Linked DNA regions of Homo sapiens: region 1 is linked to region 2. A link is an interaction called in ENCODE POLR2A ChIA-PET data of the cell type or tissue named here. Cell type or tissue: endothelial cell of umbilical vein. All regions are shown on one strand. Links, peaks and the distances in the headings refer to the core of each region. The heading gives the core; the rest is flanking DNA.

What was found. ChIA-PET counts read pairs that join two places held together with the same protein. Peaks named below come from ENCODE experiments on the same cell type or tissue, not always from the same donor. Only the 100,000 strongest peaks of a DNase experiment are listed, where the experiment ranks them.
Region 1: POLR2A ChIA-PET joins it to region 2 with 14 read pairs; 6 of 35 experiments call an interaction of 5 or more read pairs at or near these places.

What each region holds. Positions count from the first base shown.
Region 1 is chr17:16,235,031-16,237,948 of GRCh38, reverse strand. All of the region lies in intron 2 of PIGL (phosphatidylinositol glycan anchor biosynthesis class L), which reads right to left. Among named protein-coding and RNA genes, the nearest start is that of PIGL, 19 kb to the right of the region's middle. In endothelial cell of umbilical vein, for the core only: no CTCF peak of the experiment used is centred there; a DNase peak (open chromatin) is centred at 1,528.
Region 2 is chr17:16,339,257-16,342,174 of GRCh38, reverse strand. No RefSeq gene overlaps it. Among named protein-coding and RNA genes, the nearest start is that of CENPV, 13 kb to the left of the region's middle. In endothelial cell of umbilical vein, for the core only: no CTCF peak of the experiment used is centred there; no DNase peak of the experiment used is centred there.

The sequences.
Region 1 (2,918 bases), core at 328-2,827, 100 kb after region 2:
TGGGATTACAGGCGTGAGCCAATGCGCCCGGCCCTGAAATTCTTGAAAAGATTAAAGAAGAAAATAAGTAATTATGTTCATGTTCTTGGAAAGGACTTTCAGTGTGACAGAAAAGAGATTCAATTTTTTTTTTTTTTTTTTTTGCTTTTGAGACAGGATCTCACTCTGTTATCCGGGCTGGAGTTCAGTGGGCATGATCTTGGCTCACTGCAGCCTCCACCTTCTGGGTTCAGGTGATCCTCTCACCTCAGTCACCCAAGTAGTTGGGATTTCGGGCATGCCACCATGCCCAGCTAATTTTTGTATTTTTAGTAGAGACGGGGTTTCACCACGTTGCCCAGGCTGGTCTCAAATTCCTAGGCTCAAGCGATCTGTCCACCTCGGCCTCCCAAAGTGCTTGGATTACAGGTAGGAGCCACCACACCCAACCAGAGATTCCATTGTAAATATCAATGACGTTAAACAAAACCCCTGAAATATTAACTTTGAATTGTAATCATCTGTATATATTTCTGATTTTTTTCCTTTAAAAAAAAAAATAGGCCAGGCGCAGTGGCTCACGTCTGTAATCCCAGCACTTTGGGAGGCCGAGGAGGGCGGATCACTTGAGGTCAAAAGTTCAAGACCAGCCTGGCCAACATGGCGAAACCCCTTCTCTACTAAAGATACAAAAATTAGCCAGGTGTAGTGGTGTGTGCCTGTAATCCCAGCTACTCAGGAGGCTGAGGCAGGAGAATCACTTTAGCTCAGGTGGCGGACGTTGCAGTGAGCTGAGATGGCACCACTGCACTCCAGCCTGGGCGACACAGCAAGACTCCATCTCAAAAAAAAAAAAAAAAAAAAAAAAGCCAGGTGTGGTGGTGAGTGCCTGTAGTCCCAGTTACTCGGGAGGCTGACACAGGAGGATTGCCTGAACCCAGGAGTTCAAGGCTACAGTGAAGTGTGATCACGCCAGTTCACTCCACCCTGGGTAACAGTGAGATCCTGTCTCTAAAAAATACAAAAGCACATAAAAAACATACATCTTAGCTCTGTCCACTATAAAGGTCAAGTAGCAATGAGAAATAATAACACTATAGCGGCCAGGCGTGGTGGCTCATGCCTGTAATCCCAACACTTTGGGAGGCTGAGGCAGGCAGGTCACCTGAGGTCAGGAGTTCGAGACCAGCCTGACCAACATGGTGAAACCCCTGTCTCTACTAAAAATATAAAAATTAGCTGGGCATGGTGGCGTGTACCTGTAATCCCAGCTACCCAGGAGGCTGAGGCAGGAGACTCGCTGGAACCAGGGAGGCAGAGGCTACAGTGAGCCAAGATCGCACCACTGCACTCCAGCCTGGGCAACAGAGCAAGACTCTGTCTAAAAAAATAAATAAATAACACTATTGCAATGAACACTCCTACTATGCTGGTTATGGACTCTAAATACCATTCCCTACTAAGACAAACAAAGGCTCTTTGGAGAAATGGCTGATTTCAGAATTGGAGCAGGAAAGTATACAAGATAGTACTGGAAAATCTCATTGTACTTGAAAGAAAGGAAGGAAATCATAAAAGACAGAGGTCATATGAAAAGGACATATAAGCCAACATGGAGAGACTCTCTGGCCAAACATAAGACAATTTAGTATTAAAGAACATATGACTGAACCTGAAACACCGAATACATAAAAACGCGTAATTTCCTAATGAAAGTTAGGTGTCCTCCCATTCAAGAAACAAACAATAGATCACGACTGTAGGTGTACGGCGTATCAACTCTTTATTCTGAAAAATGTCAATTAAGGGGAAAAAATTAAGCACCTATCCTGTTTTTTTGTTTCAAATTATTATACATAGCAGGGTAACTAAGTAGCCTTAATTAATAGTGAAGATTCTGTTTTACAAAAGAATTATAGATAGTACACATAGAATATGTGAGACTATTGGAAACTAAGCATTTTGCAACTTCTAGGTAATTAATGATTCAGGCAATAGGCATGAGAACATATGAAAGTTTGACGGGGGTCTTTAAAATAAAGGGAGTCATTGCCATCTGAACTCACTGATCAACTGTAGATTCACTATAGGTCTAACAGATAGTACGTGTCTCCTGATATGATGCAAAGTACATAGTACAGCCTATGAAATATTCTTGCCCCCCAAAAAGTTAGACCCAAATCTGATTTGCCGTGTGCAAAAAAAAAAAAAAAAAAAGACCGGACACAGTGGTTCATGGCTATAATCACAGCACTTTGGGAGGCCGAGGCAGGTGGATCACCTGAGGTCGGGAGTTCAAGATCAGCCTGGCCTGGCCAATATGGTGAAACCCCATCTCTACTAAAAATACAAAAAATTAGCCAGGTGTGGTGGTGGATGCCTGTAATCTCAACTACTTGGGAGACTGAGGGGGGAGAACCGCTTGAATCCAGGAGGTGGAGGTTGCAGTGAGCCGAGATGGCACCACTGCACTCCAGGCTGGGCGGGAACAGAGTGAGACTCCGTCTCAAAAAAAAAAAAAAAAAAAAAAAAAAGAACGTAGACATACAGGAAACAAACAGATAAATCCAGAATGCAGGACATTCTGTATGACAACATAATTCAGTTTCTTCAACAAATCCACTGATTTGGAGAAAAGGGTAATTAAATGCAGAATATCAACCAACTATAATGTGTGGTCCTTGTCGAAATCCTGATTTGAGTAAACCAATTGTAAAAGGAAATCTTTGAGCTACCTGAAGAAATTCTGATATGGACTGGGTGTTGGTGGACACCAAAGAATTACTGTTATTGTTAATATTGTTAGATGTAATGATAATGGCTGTCTGTAGCTAGATGAAAAGTGTCCCATCTTCTTAAGAGATGCAGACCTAAGTACCTTGGGGTAAAAAACCTGGTGGTTGGAGTTTTCTTTAAAATGTTTCATATACACAAAAGAT
Region 2 (2,918 bases), core at 221-2,720:
GCTGAGGCGGGTGGATTACTTGAGGTCAGGAGTTCAAGACCAGCCTGGCCAATGTGTTGAGACCCCGTCTCTACTAAAATTACAAAAATTAGCTGGGCATGGTGGCATGTGCCTGTAGTCCCAGCTACTTGTGAAGCTGAGGCAGGAGAATCACTTGAACCCAGGAGGCAGAGGTTGCAGTGAGTGGAGATTGCACCACTGCACTCCAGCCTGGGTGATGGAGCGAGACTCCATCTACAAAAAAAAAAAAAAAGGCTGGGCACTGTGGCTCACGCCTGTAATTCCAGCACTTTGGGAGGCCAAGGCAGGTGGATCACCTGAGATCAGGTGTTTGAGACCAGCCTGGCCAACATGGTGAAACCCTGTTTCTACTAAAAATGCAAAAATTAGCCAGGCGTGGTGGCGGGCGCCTGTAATCCCAGCTACTCAGGAGGCTGAGGCAGGATAATTGCTTGAATCCAGGAGGCAGAGGTTGCAGTGAGCCAAGATTGCGCCACTGCACTCCAGCCTGGCTGACAGAAAAAGACTCTGTCTCAAAAAAAAAAAAAAAAAAAAAAATTGTGAATGGTTACAATCCATGTGAGCTGTAAAGATAATAAGAGCTCTAAGAGTTCAAAGGAGAGAACTCAGGGAAGCCTTGAGGAGAGTACGATTTGAGTCTATCTTTAAAAAGTTAAATCAGCTTCTAATTTCTTTTTCAGTTGTAAAATACACATAAAATTTACCATAAACTGTTAATTTATTTAGAGACAGAATCTCTCTCTTTAGTTATTTTGAGACTGTCTTGCTCGGTCACCTAGGCTGCAGTGCAATACATGAACATGGCTCACTGTAACCTTGACTTAGACTTGAGATCTCCCCCCTCTTAGCTTCTGGAGTAGCTGGGACTACAGGTGTGTGCCACCACATCCGGCTAATATTTTTTGTAAAGACAAGGTCACTCCATGTTGCCCCGGCTGGTCTCAAACTCCTGGGCTCAAGCAGTCCTCCTGCCTCGGCCTCTCAAAGTGTTGTGATTACAGGCATGAGCCACTGCACTTGGCCTTAACCATTTTTAAGTGTACAATTCAGCAGTGTTAAGTACATTCACATTGTTGTGTAGCCATCATTGCCATCCATCTCCAGAACTCTTCACCTTGCAAAACTGAAACTCTGTACCCATGAAACAACAACTTTGATCCTATTTTTAAAGGAAGCAAGATTTCAGCTGGGCATGGTGTCTCACGCCTGTAATCCCAGCACTTTGGGAGGCCGAGGCTGGTGGATGGCCTGAGATCTGGAGTTCAAGACCAGCCTGGCCAATGTGGTGAAACCCTGTCTCTACTAAAAATACAAAAATTAGTTGGGCATGGTGGCGGGCGCCTGTAATCCCAGCTACTCGGGAGGCTGAGGCAGAATTGCTTGAACCCGGGAGGCAGAGGTTGCAGTGAGCCGAGTTCGTGCCATTGCACTCCAGCCTGGGCAACAAGAGCAAAACTCCGTCTCAATCAATCATTCAATCAATCAATCAATAAAGGAAGCAAGGTTTAAGGAGACAGGAGAAGTAACTGAACAGGTACGCACACATGCAAAAGCCAGGCTGAAGCTGCATGTGGTGGTGCACACCTGTAGTTGCAGCTACTTAGGAAGCTGAGGGCCACATGAGCCCAGGAGTTTTGAGACTGCAGTGAGCTATGATGGTGTCATGCATTCCACCCTGGGAGACACAGCAAGACCCCATCTCAAAAAAAAAAAAAAAAAAAAAAAATTGGCTGAATTGGAGGCTTTTAATGGGAAGAAGTAATGAAGATATCAGAAAGGTATGTTGAGGATAGACTGGATGGTCTTGGATATTAGGCTCAGGAATTTGGCCTTTATTTTGCAGGCATTGGGAAGCTGTGACCACCTCTGAACAGGATGAATAAAGCCTGGCCTCATATAGTCTTCTGATTGGTTGCCATCTCCCTCTCTTCTTAACTTCACATTGCTCCATATTACTAACATATTAGCTTTCCTCAAACATTCCTGCCATTACCAAATACTGAGTACAAATAATGGCAAATGCTTAATAAATATTTGCTCTTTGCTTTAGGGAAATTACTCATGAAATGATTTGTGAGGTAGACTAGACAAGGAAAAAGAACAGGGAGAGGGAATAAAGATCTCAGAACAAAGGTCTCTGAGGAAAAAAAAAAAAAATTAAAAAAAAATGCCGAGTGTGGTGGCTCACACCTGTAATCCCAGCACTCTGGGAGGCCAAGACCGGTGGATCACCTGAGGTCAGGAGTTCAAGACCAGCCTGGCCAACATGGTGAAACCTCGTCTCTACTAAAAATACAAAAATTAGCTGGGCGTGGTGTTGGGCATCTGTAATCCCAGCTACTCAGGAGGCTGAGGCAGGAGAATGGCTTGAGCCCAGGAGGCAGAGGTTGCAGTAAGCTGAGATGATGCCACTGCACTCCAGCCTGGAAGACAGAGTGAGACTCTGTCTCAAAAACAAAAAACAAACAAACAAAAAAAATACAGATGGCCAGGCCAGGCATGGTGGCTCACACCTGTAATACAGCACTATGGAAGGCTGAGGCAGGAGGATTGCTTAAGCCCTAGAGTTCAAGACCAGACTGGGCAATGTAGTGAGACCCCCCCATCTCTACAGGAAACAATAAAATACAATAAAAATGGCAGTTTCTCAGTTTGCTGTGCTGGGTTCTATGTGGTCACTGTCTCTTCAGAATCACTGATGGCCAGGTTCACTCTTCAAGACTGGAAGCAGCACGCACAAGGATGGGATTTTCGAGGCCAGAACTCCAGGTATTTTTAATTTTTTTTAATTTTAAAATTATACAGGGGCCAAGCACGGTGGCTCACACCTGTAATTCCGGTACTTTGGGAGAACATGGCAAAACCCTGTCTCTACTAAAAATACAAAAAATCAGGCT